Regions from separate parts of the Homo sapiens genome. Here regions 2 and 3 are each linked to region 1. Evidence: chromatin loops called from intact Hi-C (ENCODE). Cell type or tissue: PC-9. All regions are shown on one strand. Links, peaks and the distances in the headings refer to the core of each region. The heading gives the core; the rest is flanking DNA. Region 1 has its middle 84 kb from the start of CD47. Region 2 overlaps HHLA2 (HHLA2 member of B7 family). Region 3 overlaps MYH15 (myosin heavy chain 15).

Evidence for each region. A loop is a pair of places that touch in the nucleus more often than their neighbours do. Peaks named below come from ENCODE experiments on the same cell type or tissue, not always from the same donor. Only the 100,000 strongest peaks of a DNase experiment are listed, where the experiment ranks them.
Region 2: a loop joins it to region 1, with 10 times the contacts of the local background. A loop is called at or near these places in 1 of 110 quality-filtered maps.
Region 3: a loop joins it to region 1, with 4 times the contacts of the local background. A loop is called at or near these places in 1 of 110 quality-filtered maps.

Annotation. Positions count from the first base shown.
Region 1 is chr3:108,002,724-108,010,588 of GRCh38, reverse strand. No RefSeq gene overlaps it. Among named protein-coding and RNA genes, the nearest start is that of CD47, 84 kb to the left of the region's middle. RefSeq lists a silencer at 6,352-6,513. In PC-9, for the core only: no CTCF peak of the experiment used is centred there; a DNase peak (open chromatin) is centred at 4,188; H3K4me3 peaks cover 375 bases; H3K27ac peaks cover 469 bases.
Region 2 is chr3:108,301,685-108,309,549 of GRCh38, reverse strand. All of the region lies in intron 1 of HHLA2 (HHLA2 member of B7 family), which reads right to left. Among named protein-coding and RNA genes, the nearest start is that of HHLA2, 9.1 kb to the right of the region's middle. In PC-9, for the core only: a CTCF peak has its summit at 3,816; a DNase peak (open chromatin) is centred at 3,869.
Region 3 is chr3:108,468,414-108,476,278 of GRCh38, reverse strand. It overlaps MYH15 (myosin heavy chain 15), which reads left to right. Exons shown (of 41, transcript NM_014981.3): 13 at 5,432-5,581; 14 at 6,067-6,237. Among named protein-coding and RNA genes, the nearest start is that of MYH15, 38 kb to the left of the region's middle. In PC-9, for the core only: no CTCF peak of the experiment used is centred there; DNase peaks (open chromatin) are centred at 2,348, 3,858 and 4,738; H3K4me3 peaks cover 1,698 bases; H3K27ac peaks cover 3,786 bases.

The sequences.
Region 1 (7,865 bases), core at 1,568-6,567:
AATGTCACATTCTTCAGGATTTCACCTTGTACCAACTATTTTAAGTTATTATAAAATATTCTGAATTCCCTAAGCCTAGTTCACGTTTCCACTGAACATTTGCTCAAAGTCTTTTCTCCATGTGGAATATCTTCTTACCCCTTGAAATAGATTTTACCTCCTCCAAGAAAACGTCTCAGATCCCCTTAGTCAGAAATAGTCTGTGCCCCCTCTCTCTTCTCATGTTATATGGTGATATGTCTATTATTAAGGCTGATTGCATTTGTTCTCGTCCTACCTAAGGCTAATTAGGCACTTGCCCATTCATTTTCCCTTCTAAATTGTGAAATCTCAGGAATCATAGCTCATTAGTTTGTGTGCCTTCCACAGGGCCCAGCCTAGTGCTATGTACATGATAGGGGCTTAATCAATGTTTAAAGACTTGAAATGAAAATATGTTCTCCCCTGGTTTGAGTAAATCTTTAGTAGAAATTTCTCCATAAATAGTCAAGATGAAGAGTTTTTCAGCTTGAGCAATCCATTTGTAGGATTGCTCTGGCCTTGATGAGTTTTCTTTGATTAAAAAAAAAATGTAACCCAAATGTACTCTCCTATGATAAGCGTCATAATTTCAAGAGACTGAGCTGTTCACAGCCAAACATTTTGAATTCTGTACTATGTTCTGAGCCAATTAGAAGCAATTGGATTTATGAATTTTTTATTTTCCTGATTGATTTTCTATTTAGTTTCTCCTGAATAAGTACTTAAAAATCTCTCCATAACATTCACCCTTTTTGTTGATTTCTAGCCCTAGAGAACCAACCTTTCAGCAATTATACAATCCCTTCACACATTTTTTTTGCATTCCACTTCTTTTAAAGTAGTTTATTGAAATCCTCTCCAGATAAAAACCTTGAAATCATTAAGCAGATCACTGTTCAGAACCACATTAATTCTTCTATTTTTCTTCTTAAAAGAGATGGTTGGTAGACAGATTGGAATAGCAATAAGGTATGGTATTTATCTATAATACCTCTTCCATGATGAATAACTAATTTATGAAAAATCTCATTAGTTGGAACATTTCAATCACAGTAGAATGAGGTCTCTGATCTGGGTCCTGGTTAATTTAGAAATGGCCTCTCTCCCTGGGGACATTCAGAGCTGCTGAAGCCAGCTGGTGATGGGGCCTGAATTTGAATACTGCAAAGCTAGGAGTATGAGCCATAGCTTCTTAATTCCTGGCTTAAAATAGCCTGCAAGGTCTGGGGCCTTGCCCATCACCATTGTTTCCAGGGATTTGGGCCCCTGTCCTGAAGATTCTCTCCCTGTCTGAAATGGTGCCACAATGGTCCTGGGTGCTTCTGTGTCTACTGGGGATTGGACTTCACTGGCACTTAGAGCTGTTGAGCTATGAAAGGCTCAGACTTCTGGAATCTCCTCTTTGACCACAAAATGCTTCTTTCAACACAGACCCTGGGAATCCCCTCTTTAACTACAATCTCTCCTGGCCTGGTTCCCTGGCTCTGACAAGCCCACTGCTTCCTTACTTATAGAGGAAGAGAGTCATAGAGTCCTAGTGGTGGACGGACCATTTGAGAGCATCCTGCTCAGGGTATTTAGCCTAGGAATGCTTTCCGCAAATGAATCATACATGGAAGTCCCATAAGAAAGAACGGAGCTGCTCTGACTGAAGCATATATGTAGACTTCAAACCACTGATTTCAGCCTATGTTCTGGTTTTATACATCACCTGGGATTTTGAATACATTGGCTTAATAGCCCTAGGCTTTAATTCCTAATAGCGAATAGGGGGGTCTCTGTCCCTGCGAAATCCCCCTTCACTGCCACCTCTTCCCGAATCTTCCTGGAAGGCTCCAGAGAATTTCTCACCTATGATCATGAATGAAATTGGCCAGCTCCCCACACAGCACCATCTCCCGGCCTTTGTCACCCTCTCGACTCCATGCAGGGTGGAGTCTATGCTCCTAAATCCAACAGGCATTGCTACTGCTTTTGCTGGGCACGTCTGCTGCCACCCTCTGCAGTGAGTATCCCTGCTACGGCCGTGGAGATGGGGAGGCTCTGTCTAAGGTTGACCTCCTTCTTTTATGCATTACATCCTGTTAAAAGGGCACTAAAGCCAGAATCATCATGAAAATAAACTTTTTGTATTGGCTCACAGGCTTTTCTCTCCCTGTGACAGCATAATTGAGTCAGTCCGGCTGGGATGAGGACCAATCTGTGTCACTGAGGACTGTGGCTTTGGTCCTAGATCAGGTTTGTGGGCTGGATTCTTTCTGCTTTCCAAAATGAGTTCCATCTGAAGGCTCTTCAGTGTCTCAGGCAAATTATTTCTTCTGGCAGTTCACTAGATGCATTGAATGGCAGCGGTCCATAAGCTCAGTCATCAACTGGGCCATCTCCTTTCATCCTTAGCCAGGGACCCCTCTCTACTCACCTCTGCCCCCAAACACAGAGTAGGAAAACAAGGTTTGTAAGAAACTTTTAAAGTCTGAGATCTCTTGATTTGTCTCTCTTCAAGGGAAAACACATTTCTAAAAAGTGATCATTTGTATTTATCACAGCAATGAGAACTGAAACCTAAGCAATTAATTTAAAATTTTGATCAAGCAAACCAATTATACCGTGTGATCTAGAGACAGAACAAGGATATAACTAGTCACTAGGATAAAAAGTCACACCACACACACACACACACACACACACACACACATTTCCCTAAACCACAGAGGGACCTTTCCTCATTCCCATTTTTTCCCCTTAGGATTGGTTTAAAGCTTTGCTACTCAAAGTGTTGTCCACAAACCAGCAACATCAGCATCACTTGGGAGCTGGTTAGAAAGGCAGACCTTCAGTCAGACCCCACTCCAGAACCCCTGGATCTGAACTTGCATTTTAAAAATGTAGGGGCTAGACACAGTGACTCATGCCTGTAATCCCAGCATGTTGGGAGGCCGAGGCGGGTTGATCACTTGAGGTCACCAGTTCAAGACCAACCTGACCAACATGGTGAAACCCCGTCTCTATGAAAAATGCAAAACAAAACAAAAAAACATTAGCTGGGCATGGTGGCATGCGCCTGTAGTCCCAGCTACTTGGGAGGCTGAGGCTGGAGAATAGCTTGAACCTGAGAGGCAGAGCTTGCAGTGAGCCAAGATCATGCCACTGCACTCCAGCCTGGGTGACAGAGCAAGACTCCATCTCAAAAAAACAAATAACAAAAACAAACAAAAAAAAGTAGGAGGTTCATACCTACATTCCAGTTGTGAAGCACTGCTCTAGATTTTATCAACCACTTACAGATAGAGACAATATGTTTCTGAGCCTTTGCTGTTCACATGTGGATGAGGTAAAGGAAGAAACAAGTCTTGGGGAAGTTGGAGGAGGATCAAGATAAAAAGTGCTAAAGAAGGATGCTGGGAATGTTCGAAGGAAAAAACCTTCATACTTCTCAGTTTTGCCAAAAATTGGCTCTGGGCACCAGCTTTTATAGTTGAAGCCAAGAGAAACATCATCCAACTGTATAATTTCAAATAGGAACTGTGGTGTTTTCTCCAATTCCACTGCTAGGCTCAGATCAGGGCCAGCGGCCCAGCAGACCAGGACCTCAATTTCCCCTTTCCTGACAGATGACAGTCCCAGAAGCTCTGTTTAAGAATTTAGGAACTGGCTTGAGAAAGAAGATATAGTCACCATTGCTTTTTCCCTTGACTGCAATCAGTAAATGCTCTGACAATGTTGAAGACATGTTGCTGGGGGAAGAAAATCCTAACATTAGTAAGTCACAATGATATATCCGGAGATTTTTTTCTGTTTAATCCTTCTTATGCTAGGGCATTTAGATATCTGCGGAACAGAAGTAGGAAAGTACCTGGCTTTGCAAAGTAATGCTGTTTTATTTGCAGAAGACGGTGAAGCTTAGCAACTACAGTGTCTAAAAACAGACACCACTTCCCTGGACTCAGATCTCACATTCCTGGGCATCCTGTCCTACTGATGAATTTCTCACTGGGAGAGCACCAGATAATGGCATTGCAGGAACAGGGGTGAAACCTGCACCAACACGCCTTTCCTGTGCCTTCTCCAGCTTACACTTTGTCCAGTGATGAAATCAGTCAGGGATGGAAGTGCAGCTGCACATGCACCCTGTGCTCACACCCTGCTCTGGGTAAATACCACTGCCCCAGATCATTTTCTTTTCCACTGAAAGAATCTTATCTTGGTGACCCAGGAAATCCAGGGCTTGCAGCCAGATACGGTGCTGTGGGTGTGGTGCCTCCGCTTGGCCAAACAGCCGCATATAACAACACAGAATTAGAAGTGGAGTCAGGGCAATGCGTCTCACTCGCCACTCTTTTATCTCTGGAGACAGGTTGCTATTAATCACTCCGACCACATCTATCAGGCTTCTCTGATTTGGCCACGGCTCATAGTCACAGAGGCACAACCAGGGTCTCCTGATAAATCAAATCCAACAGTTCTATGATAAGGACGACACAGGTGAATGAAGGGCAAAAGCATAGTCGTAGCCACGAGTCCATGCTATTAAAAAACTGGAGGAAGAAAATTTCTGCGCACTGTTAACCAAGTGCCAGAGACTATTAATTATTCTGTCTCTTTCTCTCTCTCATTTCTATCTTATTCTTTTTATCTCTCTATATACGTAAAAAATATATATATATATATTTTTTTGAGCCAAGGTCTGGCTCTATTGTCCAGGCTGGAGTGCAGTGGCACAATCTCGGTTCACTGCAACCTCTACCTCCTGGACTCAAGCCATCCTCCCGTCTCAGCCTTTTGAATAGCTGGGACTGCAGGTGTGCATCACCATACCTCACCTATTTTTGTATTTTTTGTAGAAACGGGGCTTTGCCATGTTGCTGAGGCTGGTCTCAAACTGCTGAGCTCAAGCGATCTGCTCCCCTCAGCCTCCCAAAGTGCTGAGATTAGAGACAGGAGCCACTGCACCAGGCCTTCTGTATATAATCTTATTAAACCTCCACCACAACCCTATGAAGAAGCCAGCATTATTCCTGTTTTAAGATGAGGAGACTGAAGCTCAGTGAAGTTAAGAAATGTGCCCAAGATCCTGGGCGCGGTGGCTCACGTCTGTAATCCCAGCACTTTGGGAGGCCGAGAAGGGTGGATCATGAGGTCAGGAGATCGAGACCATCCTGTCTAACACGGTGAAACCCCGTCTCTACTAAAAATACAAAAAATTAGCCTGGCGTGGTATTGGGCGCCTGCAGTCCCAGCTACTCGGGAGGCTGAGGCAGGAGAATGGCGTGAACCCGGGAGGCAGAGCTTGCAGTGAGCCGAGATCGCGCCACTGCACTCCAGCCTGGGCAACAGAGCGAGATTCCGTCACAAAAAAAAAAAAAAAAAAAAAAAAAAAAAAAAAAAAGAAAGAAAGAAAAAAAGAAATGTGCCCAAGGTCACACAGTTAGTAAGTAATGAAGCCAGTATAGGATGATAGCAGAAAGAATTAGAATAGAGAGGAAGATTGCATGGTAGGAAACTGAGTCTGGGGGGCAAAGAGAAAATGAAAAGAGAAAGAAAAAAAGGGAACAAGAAGACAAGTCCAGGAGCAGAAAGCAAGCTGCCTGTGTAACCGGAATTCCTGCACTGGGGCCTCAGCTCTGCCACACACAGGCTGGTGACTTGTGATTTGTGGTACAAATCATATAACCACAGTTTCTTAATCTGTAAAATGAGGTTAGTAATGAAATGGGAAGAGTTCCCTTATCCCCCTCGCAGGGCATGTGATGGGGGTGCGGTTGCTTCTTTGGTGCCCCGCTGCTCAAAACCCCTAGGGGAAGAAGACAGTCGGGCAAGTTGTGGGGCTCCGATCCCACGGCAGGGTCTGGGGCTCAATGCTCACAGCTCCTGAGGCCCCAGTGGGCATGTGTTACAGGGTGCTCTTTTAGCATAGCCGTCCGTAGGCCGCTTATGTTTATCAACTCAATTAGACCCCCTGCCTTATCACAAGGACAGAAGGCTTTCTGTATCCCAGGCTTTCTTGCCCTGGTGTATGGGAAGAATCGGCTCACACGTGGGCTTGGAGAATGACTGCAAGGTTTTACTGAGTGGAAGTAGCTCTCAGCAGATGCGGGAGCCAGAAAGGAGATGGAGTAAAAAGGTGGTTTTTCCCCTGGAGTCACGCTGCTCAGCGGCCTGGGGTCTTCTCTGACCGCACCGTCCAAATTCTGGCTCATTCTGCCGGTGGATGGCCTGCCGGCCTGCCTGCATCTGTGTGTGTCTGTCTGTGTGCTCTTACGCAGCCGCGCCCCTCTTGACGTCCAGCCACTTGTGCCTTCTTCTGCCGCTGCGTTTGTTTCTCTCCACATCCAGCTGCTTGTGTGTCTGCCCGCTGGGGTCTCAGGGTTTTTATAGGCACGTGATGGGGATGTAGCGGGCCAGGGTGGTCTTGGAAAATGCAACATTTGGGCACGAAAGCAGGAGTACCTGTCTTCACCTAGGTCCACGGGCACAGGCCCAAGGGTGGAGCCCTAGCCAGGGACCCGCCTTTCTCTTCCCTGACCGCCCCGCTCTTGTATCAGTGAGATCCAGCCAACTGCTTCACTGGTTTGTTTCCAGGATCAAATAAAAATATATGTGAAAATGCCTGCAAATGGAAGCTATTATTCAACGGTGTTTTAAAAAAATAATTTAATTAATTAATTAATTTATTTATTTTTGAGACAGGCTCTTGCTCTGTTACTTAGGCTGACGTGCAGTGGCATGATTACAGCTCTTTGGGCCTCAACCTCTCTGGGCTCAAGTGAGTCTCTCACCTCAGCTTCCCAAGTAGCTGGGACTACAGGTGTGCACCAGCACGCCTGGCTAATTTTTGTATTTTCAGTAGGGATGAGGTTTCACCATGTTGCCCAGGCTGGTCTTGAACTCCTGAGCTCAAATGATCTGCCTGCCTCAGCCTCCCAGAGTGCTGGGATTACAGGTGTGAGCCACCACACTCAGCCTTCAGTGGTGTTTACAGGAGCTGTGTCTATATAAGTCATGTGGATAGATTGAGAATCAAAAGGCCTGGCCTCCAGGTCACAGCCAATGGGAACATCTACCAAGTGGTAAAGGGAGCCCAGAGGAACCCTGCCTCAGATTAGGAGCCACATTGTGTGAGGGCCTGCAAATCTCATTTCTTATAGAATTGACCCCATATAGGGAGAGGTGACCCTCGTGGTTCTGGCTACTTTTTCTGGGCAGAGACAGCAGAGAGATGAACCTGCCGGTCATTTTGCCACTGAGGTTTCAGAGTGGAAACCCCTTCTCTCAAATCCTGCATGAGAAACCGAAGTAATCACCCTGTTCTTCCTGGGCCAAGAAAATATCACTGAGTAGCCCAAAGCTTGTGTTTCACACTTTTATTAATGACAGCCTAGGAAAAGAACAAGAAGTGAAAATGTGGTGAATGCTTCCTGCTACTGGGAGCTGGGGATGGAGACGCAGGAGGGAGGAAACAGGAAGCTGGAATATGAGGGTCCATGCAGGATGACGGTCACACAGTTCAGAAACTGACGAGAAAACACTGAAACACTTTTCAGTGAAATAGAGTCTAGAATGAAGAAGCCAGAGGGAAATAAGTTAGTTGGAGATGCTTCTCTCGTATTTTTGTCCAGAGCAGAGTGCCAGAAAGAAGAAAGATTAATTTGGGTAGTTTCTCCGAGATGAGGACCATGTAGGAATTTCTGACACAAGATCAGGGAGCTTCTGGAAGTGTTGTCTGGCCTGAATTGGAAACAATGCAGTACTGAGTTCATTAACTTTGCCCAACTAAAGAGGACAACACACCTGCGTTGGTAAATAACCACCTTTTTAGTGTGTGCCTCAGTTTCTAATATTTGCAG
Region 2 (7,865 bases), core at 908-5,907, 300 kb before region 1:
AGGTCACAAAAAAACAAAAAAGGAGAAACTTGAAGTTTGGAGAAGACTAAGAAGACCTAACTGCTACCAGAGCCATCCTAAGCAAACAGAACAAAACAGGAGGAATCACATTACCTGATTTTAAATTATGCTACAGAGCTATAATAGTCAAAACAGTGTGGTACTTGCATAAAAACAGACACATAGACCAGTGGAACAGAATAGAAAACCCAGAAAAAAATCTACATATGTACAGTAAATTCATTTTCAACAAAGGTACCAAGAACATTCACTGGGGAAAAGATAGTCTCTTCAATATATGGTGCTTGCAAAACTGGATATCCATATGCAGAAGACTGAAACTAGAACCCTACCTCTTGCCATATACAAAAATCAAATAAAAGTGGATTAAAGACTTAAATCTAAGACCTCAAACCATGAAACGGTTACAAGAAACACTGGGGAAAATCTCTAGGACATTGGTCTGGGGAAAAATTTCTTGAGCAATACCCCACAAGCACAGGCAACCAAAGCAAAAATGGACAAATGGGATCACATCAAGTTAAAAAGCTTCCGCATAGCAAAGGAAACAATCAACAAAGTGAAGAGACAACCCACAGAATGGGAGAAAATATTTGCAAACTACCCCTCTGACAAGGGATTCATCACCAGACTATATAAGGAGCTCAAATAACTCTATAGGAAAAAATCTAATAATCCAATTTAAAAAAATGGGCAAAAGATTTGAATAGACATATCTCAGAAGATGTACAAATGGCAAACAGGCATACGAAAAGGTGCTCAACATCACTGATCAGAGAAATGCAAATCAAAACTATAATGAGATATCATCTCACCCCCGTTAAAATGGCTTCTATCCAAAAGACAGGCAATAACAAATGCTGGCAAGGATGTGGAGAAAAGGGAATGCTCATACCTTGTTGGTGGGAATCTAAATTAGTACAACAGTATGAAGAAAAGTTTGGAGGTTCCTAAAAAACTAAAAATTGAACTACTGTATGATCCAGCAATCCCACTGCTGGGTATATACCCAAGAGAAAGGAAATCAGTATATCAAAGAGATATTTGCACTGCTATGTTTGTTACAGCACTGCTCATAATAGCTAAGATTTGGAAGCAACGTAAGTGTCCATCAACAGATAAATGGATAAAAGAAAATGTGGTACATATATACAATGGAGTAACTATTCAGCCATAAAAAAGAATGAGATCCAATTAGTTGCAACGACATGGATGGAGCTGGAGATTATTATGTTAAGTGAAATAAGCCAGGCACAGAAAGACAAACGTCACATGTTCTCACTCGTTTGTTGGATCTAAAAATCAAAACCATTAAACTCATGGGCCTGGAGAGTAGGTTTGTTACCAGAGGCTGGGAAGGGTAGTGGTGGTTGCGGGGAAGGTGGGGATGGTTAATGGGTACAAAAAATAGTTAGAAAGAATCAATAAGACCTATTATGTGGTAGCACAACAGAGTGACTATAATCAATAACATAATTGCACATTTTAAAATAATTTTAAGAGTGTAATTGAATTATTTGTAATTCAAAGGACAAATGCTTAATAGGATGGATACCCCATTCTCCATGATGTCCTTATTTTACATTGCATGCATGTATTAAAACATTTCATGTATCTCATACATATATATACCTGTTATGTACCCACAAAAATTAAAATTGAAAATAAAAAAAAAGACCTAATTACTAAATGCATTGTGGTATTCTGGATTGGATCCTGAAACAGAAAAAGGAAGTTACTGGGAAAACTGGTGACCTTCAAATAGAATCTGTAGTTTAGTTAGTAGTATTGTACCATGATAATTTCTTAAGTTTTGACAAATGAACCATGTATATACAATGTTAACAAAGTGGAAGCTGGGCAAAAGTTAACAAGAACTCTTTTTTTTTTTTTTGAGACAGAGTTTCACTCTTATTGCCCAGACTGAAGTGCAGTGGCGTGATCTTGGCTGACTGCAACCTCCGTCTTCTTGTTTCAAGTGATTCTCCTGCCTCAGCCTCCCGAGTAGCTGGGATTACAGGCACCTGCCACCAGGCCTGGCTAATTTTTGTATTTTTAGTAGAGATGGGGTTTCACCATGTTGGCCAGGCTGGTCTCGAACTCCTTACCTCATGATCCACCCGCCTCGGCCTCCCAAATTACTGAGATTACAGCCGTGAGCCACCACGCCTGGCCAACAAGAACTCTTATAATATCTTCATAACTTTTCTGTAACTCTAAAATTATTCTAACATAAAAATGGTTATTACTCAGAACCAAATGAAAAAGCACAACATATACAAAGAGGTAGAATACAATAAAAGCAGTTTTAAGGAGAATTTAATCAAACATTTGTATTAAAAAGGAATAAAGGTAAGCAGATATTAAATGAGTATAAAATCTAAGTTAGAAAATTTTTTTTAAAAAGGGCTGGGCACAGTGGCTCACCTGAGGTCACCTGAGGTCAGGAGTTCAAGACCAGCCTGGCCAACGTGGTGAAACCCTGTCTTTACTAAAAACACAAAAGTTAGCCAGGCATGGTGGCGGATGCCTGTAATCCCAGATACTTGGGAGCCTGAGGCAGGAGAATTGCTTGAACCTGGGAGGTGGAGGTTACAGTGAGCCGAGATCGTGCCATTGCACTCCAGCCTGTGTGACAGAGCGAGACTCTGTCTCAAAAAAAGAAAAATTCAAAAAAGTAGCAGGAAAATATAACAGTGGAAATAAAATAGAAAAATATATATATATACAATGGAAAAGGTTGAAGTCAAAAATTGATTAACAAGACTACAAATTGACAATAGACAAACTTCTGGCAAAATGAAGTGAGAAAATGTAGTATGTTAAAAAAGTTGGCCTAACTACAGATAAAGCAGAGATGTGAAAAGATAATAGTATCAGCAACATTCTGCCAGTGGATTTAAAAACAGTTTTCTGAGAATCTTTCCTTAACTGACATACACACAAAATAGAAATCTTAAAGAGTCCTATAATTATTAAAGAAATTGGATAGCAGTTTAAAACCTTCACACACACGCACAGAGGGAGAGAGAGGGAGAGCTCGAGCAGGCCCAGATGGTTTTCCAGACAAATTCTACCAAACTTCAAGGACAGCATTATTTAAACCCAGGAAAAGACTGTATGAGGACAGAAGATAATCTATTTCACTCAGGAAAAGAGATATGAAAATCTGGACAAAATGTTGTAAACCAAATCTAACAATATTAAAACAGATAATGTATTATGACTGTGCTAATCACGTTCTACAAGAAGCAGACACTAAGATGGGACACGATGTTCAAGGGATGCTAGTGAGGAAAATTCCTGTGAAGGATAAAGGGGGAAAGCAGAAGTGAGGAGAACTTTCCAACTGTGATGTTAAAGGAGAGAGGAAGGGTGGAAATGGAGTGAAAGGAACGTCAGGCTTGCAGCAGTTCTAAGAAAGTTTTGTTAGATGACTGGGGAACCCTTGCACCAAAGTCATCCATTAGAGGATTCCCTTGTTAGCCTTGCCACTGTGCTCAATCACTGAGGGAATGAATAATCAGTGGAGCATCAGCTGAGATCAGTCATGGCCATGACACAAAGGTGGTGATGATCCAGACAGCAGCACCTGGGGCTGCAATCACCCACACTCCCCACAGCAGATGTGAGCCCACATTTTCATGGCTGCCACAGTGACCAAGTTGGGTTTTCTCCAGGAATCCAAAGAAGATTTACCATTAGAAGATTTATAAATGTGATTTATCACATGTATCAGACCAAAGTCTGTGTGCCTCAGATTTCCTTGGCTCAAATGTGTCACTGACCTTAACTGTCACTGTGAGGCTCTGTTGAGTCATTTGCCCTGAGAGTGCCAAGCCTTCCTCCTTGGCCACCACCCAGAGCTGAGCCAACCAGGCATGTACCTGGAGTGTCTGGTTCCTCCTGATACTTCTGGAATGGAATGGAACTCTATACAGCAGGGCATGGGACTCAGCACTCTGAGCTGCTATTAAAGGGACTAGATGATGACATTGGGATATATGGAACTGCTTATTTCCTGTGAGGTAAATTTTAACCAACAGGAACGACTAGATCTGGGCAGATGAATCCCCCCATCTTCTTTCCTCCCGTGGAGGACTTTGAGGCACGGTTTTCTACATTCCCATTCAGAAAAGTCCTTCACACTGATGAATGCTACGACCAAGAGAATTGCTGGGTCTTTCTGACTACTCGTGAAGCAGTAGCCAGCATGGTAATCTGTCCGTTTACAAAGCTGCCCATCTTCCCTTGCCTTGCTTCCGCTTTCCTTCTCTCTCACAGCCCTGAGTTTTTAACCTCCCAAATAAAGCATCAGCATTTTAATCCTTGCTCAGGTTCTGTTTTCTAGAAAACCCAGGCTAAAAGCATATTAAGCAGATTAGAGTTGAAAAACCAATCATCTGAATCCATGCAGAAAAAAATAGATAATGTACAAAGTAATTGCAAATTCCTCATTGATGAGTAAAAGGTTTTAATGTGACAAAGAATATGTCTGAAAACCCTATAAAAACAGACAGAATCTTCAATGGGGAAACATTAGAAATAGTCCCTGTAAAAATCAATTATAAGGCAAGGATGCAAAGTCAACCAGTAATCCTACTCAGGCAGCAAATATGACAACATATTGTGGTAATCATCAATAGTTTACTAATGTGACTATTTATACAGCTGCAGGCAGGGTTAAGTGAAACTAACAAGAATGATGCTGTACCCCCAAGACTAGCAACATGGACAAGTACCCTAACATCCTGGGCTGAAGGAGCAATTTACCAGATCTAGAGAGATTAGCGATCTGCAGAACAGACCATTAGTAGGGAGGTGAAGCCCACTCTCAGACACAGTAGATTTGTGGTGTGTTGCTGAAGCCCTGAAAGTCCTTTCTAATATATTTGTAGTGGATCGACTGGTTGTTCTTCAAAATTTCACATCCACCTAGAACCTCAGAATGGGAGCTTATTTGAAAATAGGTCTTTGTAGATGTAATTAAGGTGAAGACTGATATGAAATCATACTGGATTAGGCTGTGTCTTAAGTCCTATGAGAGGTATGAAAGGAGACACAGACGGTGGCAGAGACTGAACTTATATTGACACAAGACAAGGAACACCAGGAGTCGCCAGAAGTTGGCAGAACAAGGAAGGATTCTCCCCTAGAATCTTCAGAAGTGTGGGCCTGCCAACACCTTGATTTTGGACTTCTAGCCTTCAGAACTGAGAGGATATGTTTTTCTTAATTTAAGCCACCATATTTGTGGTAGTTTGTTAAAGGAGCCTGAGGAAAGTAACACAATGCCTAAATTTGGAGAGAAATCTTTCTTCTTTCTTTCTTGACTGGGAAGGAGTAGGAAACAAATGGGAACATAAACAATGGCGTTGACATGACAATGGGAGCATAGCTTATACAATGATACATTGAACAGAGAGAAGCCACTCAAAACGCCAGTGCATTCCCCTTTAGAACACTACACACGCGTATACACACCACCAACTAAATGATATAAACATTGGAATGTGATATTCAGTAGGTCCAAAAATGAGAGTCAGTTCAATTATCTAACAAAAAGTTTATTTCCACCCCTGCCAATAACTCAGCCTAAGCAAATGAGAGAACACAAAATACCCAACCACCAGAGTCACCTGCTGTGAGGTGGTGGCGATGGTGGTTGCAATAATGGATTATAGGTCTCAGACAAAATGAGAAAAAAAAATCAAGAGCCCATCACGTACCTACTATGTCAGAACTGATTTAATTACCTGGCCACTAACTGGGCAAAATAAAAAACTGACATGCTACATAATATACACTATAATCCAAAATAGGTGGGGTACAGGAATGGCATGCAAGTGACCAAAAAATAAAGCCCAACCTGGAATAAAACAGTTCAAAGAACAGAAAGGAAAACTTCACTTAAATTAGGTCTATACCCTCTAGAAAAAAATATACAAAATAATTATATGTTTTATATTAGAAATTAATGACCAGCATATGTACACAACAAAACAAGTACTCAAAAACAAGCTAAACAAAATGATAGGATGAGAAGAGGATTGTAGATATGAGGAAACAAAATATGGACTAAAATTTCTAGAGATAACTAATAAGAATGTAGAGCTAGCAAAGTACAGAAGTGATATCACTGAAAGCCAAAGTAGAGGAAGATTTGTGATATCTTCATGAATTCAGATGAAAGAGATGAATGCACTAGATGAGGTTGAGCTATAGAACATAAATTGAATGCAATTAGATGAGGTTACATTATAGCACATAAATGACACAGTATTAGGATAATTGATATTGGCCCCTGAAGTCAAGAACTCATCAAATCAAGGAGTTGATACATAAATACAATGTAAGAAAACTTTTCTAAAATGAAGACAGAATTGAATCTGTTGATCTAAAGTTTCCACATTGTAGGAAAAGTTGATACAGAAAACTCAGAACCAAGACATAACTGAATTAAGCAGTTGAATGCCAAATAAGGGGAAGAAATATTTTACTTTTTTGCCTAAACAAGCAACAAAGAGATGGGGCATGGGTGGAGAAGAAAAAGAAGGTGCTTTGACTTCTCCACAAAAGACAACAGAGCATACCGAGTCCAGGATTTTTTTTAAATTTCCTATTAGTGTGTGCTGTTTTCAAGGAGACAGCTAGCCCAGAACAGAAAAGGCAGCACCAGGAGGCATTTCTAGTAAATGCCCTCAAGGAACTTCTTTTCCCCTCTCCCTTCCTACCTCTCCTCCCTTGACTTCAGGACTGTATTGCATAATCTCTCCTGTGAGTTAGGCTTCCAACAGTAAAACTAGGAAAAGGCTCACTGTAACCTCCGCCTCCCGGGTTCAAGCGATTCTCCTGCCTCAGCCTCCTGAGTAGCTGGAAGGAGAGTAAAGTAGCATTTGCTAAAGTCCATGTAGCAAGGAAATACCAAGGAAGTGTTCCCAACTTGAATTGGGGAAAATGAAGTGTTCCCAACTTGAATTAGGGAAAACAAAATGAAACTGAAAACTAATTCAAAAAAGTCGATTACATGACTTGAAGAGAACTGAATGTCTTGTACTGTCAGAATCAAGGAATCCCCACACGGAATTTGAACCAATCAAAATGCAATTAGCAGGGGAAAATGTTGAGAGAGATGTTAGTTAATAAAATGTTTGTCTCAGCGTACTGTCAGGAGAATAAGGGGTAGGAGGTTGAACCCTGGATGGTAAAATATTTACAGTTTCCAGTAATCATGGTTTCCAGGTATCATGCTATTTCAGACCTGTTATCGAAAGACTAACCCTCCTACTACAACAGAACAGAAAATGAAATCAGGTATTTTCTCTTTCAAACTCATTTATATACCATTTTAAAGTCAGACTGTTTAATCTTCATGTTAATATTCATTTCCCTACTATAAAAATCAGATCTATGTAACTCACAAGTATACATTCTTGTGTGAATTAGATTACTAATATAAATAGCAACACAGAAATCAAATCTAGATTACTTGTCTTATTTCCTAAACTATAGCATATCTCAACTTTCTTCTAAAATGAGAATATCAACCCACTACCTCAGCTCAGTTATGTGGATTACCTTTTATATTGTACAGGCAGCACACAAACCACAGAGCTCATAGGCAATACTTGGTAAATGCGAGTCACTCGAGTCACTCGGATGAAACCAATTTAGAAGCAGAAGAGAAACAATAGAGGAGTTAAGGTAGCAAGCAGGAAGAAGTGAAAAGTAAAGCATGCTGCTTGGTTCCAAGAAGAAAGGAGGAGGCAAGATGACCTTGAGGCTGCTTGAGTTGAGGGAGAAAGGGGTAGAATCCTTATGAGAAAAGATTACAAGAATTTGCC
Region 3 (7,865 bases), core at 1,848-6,847, 470 kb before region 1:
AGCAAAAAAGAGCTCTTGGGATGACTATTCCAAATGTTTTTACTTGTGATGCACACCACAGTAAATGCTCTTGTCTGAAACATACATTTTGAAAGTTTTCCCTTAGGTAGCAAGTATCTTTGCAGATGCAGACAAACCCTCCACTTGTTGTGATCAACATCTTTGTCATCCAGCGAGGAAGCTTTCAAAGCTGTTCATTCCTAACATGGATAAAATTGGCAAATTGGCATGCTTCACGTATTTGGCATATTGGCTCCTTTGGCATAAAAGACACATGGTGACACGTTAGTTGAGAAACAGTTTTAGGACATATGCTAAAAATCAATATTTGAAAGGAGGTGTGTGTTGAAAACAGAAATGAGAGATGGAACGCCATGCAGATTTTGTTTAGCATCCAGGAGAATGTTATAGTAGAGAATAACAAATTCTTTGAGGCTTTGCCTTAATGCAGTAAATATTCCCAGGGCCACTGGGTAATGAGACCATCTAAGCATGCTAGTATGTTTCAAAAATAATAATTTATATCTGTAGTGTGTAAGGGAAAATATGAGATAAGCTGGGCTGCAGTAATGCACACACACTAAAATCTCAGTGACAACAAAATATTTCTTACATCAAGTGCAATACAGAGTATACAGCCTTCTCTGTTTTGTAGTTCTATGTAGTTCTTTGTAGTTCTATGCCATCTGGGACACACGGCCTCCCAAGTGACTGCACAAGGAGAAAAGATCATTTGCAGAGAAAGTACAACCACCTTTAACTGCTTGGGCTAGAAGTAATATCACTTTCACTAACAGTCCATTGGTAAGAATTAGTAAAATAATACCTTTAGCTACAGAAAGGGGCTGAGAAATGTAGCCTTTCTGGAAAGAGGAAGTGGTGTCACACATAGTATGGATAAAGCATTCACAGTATTATTGCCTTCTATTCTTACAATAATACTCAGAGCTAAGTAGGGCAGAAATGCATAATTTATGTTTTTCCTAGTTGAGGAAACTGAGTCAAAGAGAATGTTAAGTAACATTCCAAAGGATATATAGCTAGTACTCAGGTGATACTGATTGTCTTACTCAGTATACACCCTAACTCTGAAAAAGAGATAGACAAATGTACAAATTTGTAATATAAGACAGTCATCTTATATATGATGACTAGAATAGATGTGTTTCCCTTGGTATATTAAGGTAACTGATGTGTCTGTGTTATTTAAAACATTTAAATGACTGATCAAAATCAATTTATTAATTTAGCTTACTCTATAAATGGATAATTCTACCTCTACTATAATACTAACTATACTATATTGAAATAATCTGCTTAGATTTTTGTCTTCTAACCTCTTTGAAGCATGAACTGTGTCTAATTCATCTTAGTACTCCAAGCATCTAAAACAATGCCCTGTAAGCCGTAAGTGCTCCACGCATGTTAAAATAGACTACATTGAGCTAAACTTGAATCACGATCAGCAGGACACATAACTGAGCTATTTCTTGGCAGGGGGTTAGAGTTGTTCAGCAGTTTCATACCTTCTTAGACATTCACCACAACATGCATGCATGACATGCTATGTTTATAGAACAGGGTTTTTCTCTGTATAAAACTAATGAGCCCAAATAGCAAGAAGAGCAGATTTGGAATGTTTCTAATATAAAGAAATGATCAGTGTTTGAGGTATAGATGTGCTGATAACCCTGATTTGATCATTACCACATTGTATACATGTATCAAAATATCATTCTGTACCTCATAAATATATATAATTATTTATCAATTAAAATAATAATAAAAACAAAAAAAAGCAAAAATAAAAAATAAAAAAAAAAATAAGGAGCCCCTAGGAGGGCTGAGAACAAGTCTTCAGCTCTCTAATATTGTGTTCTGAGGAATTAAAGACACAATATTATAGTAAGGACTCCAGCCTTTACTATAATAGGACCAGTGAAACAAGCTAATATATTATTATTCAACATTAAAATAAAAAATCCTCCTCCTCTCGCTCTCTCTCTCTCTCCTGGAGACATAGTAAGAAAGCATGCTCTAAGGCTTTTTTTTTTCCCTTAGGAATTTTTCTGATTTTATAGAGACAATTGCCATTGCTAAAAATAGAGACATGTATGCTCTGTTGATGACAATTGCAAAAGATGGGAAAAATTTTTGCAACGTTAACATTCTATACAAAATTTAGTTCTAGCTATAATGCTAACTAACTCTGATACCTTGGTTAATTGTCTTCATCTCTCTGAGCCCCACAGTGAAGTGGTTGAACAACTTTGTATTTCTCAATGGTAATTGGCATTTAAGATGGGACAGTTCTTTATGGATGAGAGTGTCCTGCACACTGTAGATGTTTGGGATTCCTGGCCCCCAGGTAACTGAATGCCAGTAGCATTCTTAGTCACTGTGACAACCAGAAAATGCCACTTGCATTTCTAAATGCATTCCTCCTTTGAGGAGATACCATCCCAAGGTGAAAGCTGCTATATATGACTATCAAGAACTAAGGATCTTCAGGTCTAGTATTTTATGATTCCATGATATTTCTAACTATGTCACCTAGAAATAAGTTACTTTATGATTAATAATAAAATAATAATAATGTCCACTGAGTACTAACTATAGGTGATGTACTAAGTGCTTTGTATGGATTATCTCATTTAATCGAATAACAAGCCTATGAAGTAGGTCTTGTTATTTCTATTTTACAGCTACAGATAGTGACCCTTAGAAAGATTAACCACTCAAGGTGACACAACTAGTAAGTAAATACTGGGGTGAGGATGAGAAAGTGATAAAAGCAGAAAAGGGGTGGAAAAGGGAGGATTAACATTTATTGGATACTAAGCGTCAAATATGCTGTCAGTTTATATCCTCTGTCTCACTGGATATCTCACAACAACCCTGAGCTACACATATTTCATTATTATTATTTTACAGATGAGAAAGAGAGGGATCAACATAGTTAAAAATTTTGGCTGGGCACGGTGGCTCACGCCCATAATTCCAGCACTTTGGGAGGCCGAGGCGGGTGGATCACCTGAGGTCAGGAGTTTGAGACCAGCCTGGCCAACATGGTGAAACCTTGTCTCTACTAAAAATACAAAAAATTAGCCGGGCATTGTGGTGTGTGCTTGTAATCCCAGCCACTTGGGAGGCTGAGGCAAGAGAATCGTTTGAACCTTGGAGGCGGAGGTTGCAGTGAGCTGAGATCGTGCCATTGTACTCCAGCCTGGGCAACAGAGCAACACTCTGTCTCAAAAACAAACAAAAAAGATTAACTATTTGACTTTGTTATTTTTTTTCTGTTGTTGTTTTCTATATGCACTATTGCCCCCCAGTAACCAAAGCCTTCTGTGAGGTTATTTTAAAAAGAGCTAAGAAATGGGTGCATTTAACCCTTGAAAAGTGGAAATATAGATTTAGCCACCTCATTTCCTCTCCATTGGACAGAAAATGATGAAAATGATTAATTAGTGAGCAACATATTGATCTGTTTCATGAATTCATTCAGCAGACCTTTACCATCCATTTATCCTACTGCCTACATTTCCAGGCTTTCTTCTTGTGTTTCTCCACTACTTGCCACACCTGACCTAACAGTGTCTCTCCCACTCCCACTTCTCAAGTATTTAGGGAATTAAAAGGGGGTGAGCAAGTTAGTCATGTTCTTTTTAAAGTTTCAGAGTGACTGCTGTAGACAGAGTGATTTCTTCAGTGTTACAGAGGATGAAAATCATTCTTGATGCTTTATTTGTACGTGTGTGCTCTTGATGCTGATAATAAAAAACTGTGATGCCATCCGGCTTATGGATTACTGTGGAAATGACTCAAGATAACTGATCAGGGAGTGGGTGACTCATAACTAAATCACCACCAGACACCAACTGGCTCCTGCTGTGTGCTCTCTCCTGGGCAGAAGGATGGATGTGATAGGTCTATTTTAAATGTTAAGTGATTGGAGCACGTTCTGTTTCCAGGCTTGGAGAATGGCCAGCTAAAATTCTCCCTTCCTTGGAGTATGTCAGAAACCTGCTACTACAGCAGCGCTATTGGAGTTATGGAAGTAGGATCTGCATTTGTAGAGCATCATCCAGGCACAAAGGTTGGCGCTCTCCCCAGTAGGTTACTTTAGAACCTTTTCCACACCCCTCCAGGGAAGGAAAAGGCAGCCTCAGTTTTACAGCAGGAGAATCTGAGTCAGAATGATTCACAAATGGCTATTCTCTGTCCAGGTTGTTGAGAGCAAAACTGGGAACTAATATAATAAAGAGTTGGAAGCTAAGGCTAGGAAGATCCTTTAAGAGTGTTTTTCAGATGAAGATGTTGCTTTCCAGAAAGGTTAGATCACTTGCCAAAGGTTACACAATTTATAGCAGCTACAGCAGTGGCAGAACAAGGGTTAGGGATTATAAATTTCTAATGTACTATACCACTACTTTTCAAACTATTGTGCATAGTATTACAAATATTCTGAATCTTATTAAGATGGTAAGGAAGACTTCATTCAGGACTGCTGCAATAGATATATTGCAACAGGGGAGAGATACTGGGCTCAGCTGCAAGTAAAACAAGGATAAGTGGGGATTTACAGCCCAAGACCAGAAGGAGGGGATCAGTGGATGGAAAATTACTAACAGGGGGTAGGAGGATTTTTTTAAATTGACCTAACAGGATTCTTGCTAAAGGCAGGCCAAGAACATATACATCAAAGGTGAGGGATAAGGAATTTAATCAGAGATCAAGGGTGAGTGATTCAGCAGACTTCTTCCTGCAGCTGGGCTAGACAGGCTGAAGACAGGACAGGTAAGGTGGAGGCAAGGGGTCAGAGGATCCTCATTAAAGTTTGGTCAAGGAGAGAGTCTTTGTCAATAGGAATCAGCTGGGGATTGTTAGCTTACAGATTCTGATTCAGTAGGTCTGGGACTGGGCCTGAGAGTTTGCATTTTTAACAAACTCTTAGGTGGTGCTGCTGCTGGTCTTAGGATCACACTTTGAATAGCAAGGCTTTGGGACACATCACCACACCATACCCCGGGATAGTTAGTCCTTTAATAATAGGAACATGATTCCTCTCATCTGTGTTTTCATAAAGAGGCACCAGGCTAGCTTACTCCTTTCTCCTACCCATCTCCTTTCCTCCTTTTTCTTCCCTTCCTCTCCCCTTCATTTTCCCCCTCCCTCCCTCCCTTCTTTCCTTCCTTCCTTCCTCCCTCCCTCCCTTCCTTCCTCTTTCTCCTTTTCTTTCTTTCTTTCTTTTTCTCTCTCTCTCTCTTTCTTTTCTTCCTTTTCTCATTGTATTCAGCAGAATGTTGGAAGCACAGAAGGTCAATAAAGACATCCTAATTTGACTAGAAGGCAGTTGCTGATAGAGAATGCCCGGGATTAAAATGAACACTTCAGTCAGATGAAGGAGTGTTTTCAATGTGATTTCTAGGTAACCTGTGCTGTCGGTGCCCTGTCCAAGTCAATGTATGAAAGGATGTTTAAGTGGCTAGTGGCACGGATCAACAGGGCCCTGGATGCCAAGCTGTCAAGGCAGTTCTTCATTGGCATTCTTGACATCACTGGTTTTGAAATCCTTGAGGTAAGTGTATCTGGTAAGAAGGAAGTCAATGCATATTTATAAGAAGATTAGAAAACGTTACTTGAAGATGGGAAAATATGGTCAAAGCATGGGGATCATTCTATGCAAACCTTAAGGGCTACCTTGTTTGGAAAAGAGCTATAATTAATATCAATAATAATTATTGTTATACTTAATGGTATTAAGTATTTATTGATTTCTTAATTCTGGCTTACATAAAGGTAAATGGAGGTAAAGGAATTAATTATGATTTTAAATTTTAATACCATTAAGTGCTATATTATTGTAATAATCTTTAGAAAATTGTACTTAATGATATTACAATTCAAAATTACAATTAATTAAGTTAATTGAGCATTTGTTACTTGTTGGGTCTATTTCTGATCATATAATAATGGTTATGGTTTTTTCTTTACTGGACATTCTTGAAAGTGGACCTCAATTTTATTTTTATCTCTTCTTCTTACCTATTCATATCCTTGAAGTATAATAGCCTTGAGCAACTTTGCATTAATTTTACCAATGAAAAATTACAACAATTCTTCAATTGGCACATGTTTGTTCTGGAGCAAGAGGAATATAAGAAAGAAAGCATTGAATGGGTGTCTATTGGCTTTGGTCTGGATTTGCAAGCTTGCATAGATCTCATTGAGAAGGTAATATATGTTTTTCTCTTTGTCCATTTTCATTTCGGGAGAATTGTCCCTGCCTGCTATGTTGATCCATGTCAGGACTTAGGCCCTATCAGAGGATGGGAAATGGGGGCGGAAAGCCCTGCACATTTTATCTTAATGGTGTTTGTGTGCATCACCTGTGGCATCCAAACGAAACTCTCTTGTCAGTTGCCCCACTCCATCATCTCTAATGCAGGCTTTCACTGCACATTTGATGCTAATGCATGGCCTCCACTGTTAACGTGAGCGGAAACTTGTTGAGTTTAAAAATGGTCATGCTCTTGACTGGAAAAACACAGAGCTAAAAATATGAGCACTGTAGGGCCTAACTGATTAACATAAGGTGAATGAGTAGACCCAGAGCAGCTTAACAAAATTTGGCAAATTAGCATGCAAACAAACAACTGCCATCAATCCTCAAGGCCACTACCTTGCAGGATGTAGTTTGTTCATTTAATTGGACAAGTACCAGTTAGTTTAAGTAATTTATGACAATACTTCATGGCTTATTAGTAAATTAGCTGCAGTGTACAGTTTCTGAATTTGGTGATGTCCCAATACTCTGAAATCTTTCTGCATGTTCTGGGAAAGATGAGCAAGGTTTGCTGGGGGATTACGTATGGTCCTTTCTGTGGCTTTCTCCATGGGAGCAAGCATGGCGGCATGTTAGCAGTTACATGCCTCTTGGGCCTCGCCATAATCGTGGATTGCAGTGAATCTTCAAGATGGATCTGGGCAGTCTGAAGCCTTTCATTTCCTGAATACTCTAGCTATGCTGTCACAGTTGATTCTCAACAATCCTGCTAGGAAGGAGCTAGGGCAACTGACCTCTCCCTGTCCTTTGCAAGCCCTGGGTTTTATCAATCCGTGTCCTATCAATTTCATTTATTAGGCTTTAGATCTTCTTGAAAATAACTATTATTTCCAACAGGAGTAGATATCCCGTTGATTTTATTTATTTTATAACAAGTGAACTTCCTGGGGGAAAGACAGGCTGATTAAAACATATTAATAATGAATCAAACATGAGCTGATTAAAAACAGTGATAAAGATGAACCAACTATGATGTGGTATGTATTCTGGCCTTATAAGAGCCGTAGTTGTCTCATTAGAAATGAAACAAAAGAACTGGAGGTCCTCAGAGGAACAGATTTATCTTCTGGCGATTGTCACCTATAATATATACTCACTTTGATTATGACAAGATACTGTTTTCAGGCAGGAACGTGGGACATAGACATTGTTCAGATCCTGACAAGTTCTGTGAATGTTACTGATTTTTAGTTGATCTGAAGTCTGTTGCCTCATTTATGCCAGTCTTGGTTATTCCAAATAACACACTAGCATCACGGATGTAATTTCCTGTTGTATTTTCTACTGATATAATAAAATGAGAAAAAATTACTGACCAAATGATAAAAGGAAAAGATAAGTCTTTGGTTTTCTACAAACAATTTTAACAGGATCCAGGTCAGGCAAATGAAAATACCAAAGCCTTCCTTGAAAAGATTCTAAATTTTGAAAAGACCCATTATGTTCGTTGGGGCTATCTGAAGAAGATTTGTAGCAAATATTAATGATCAAACTCAGTCCTTGAAATAAAATGCAT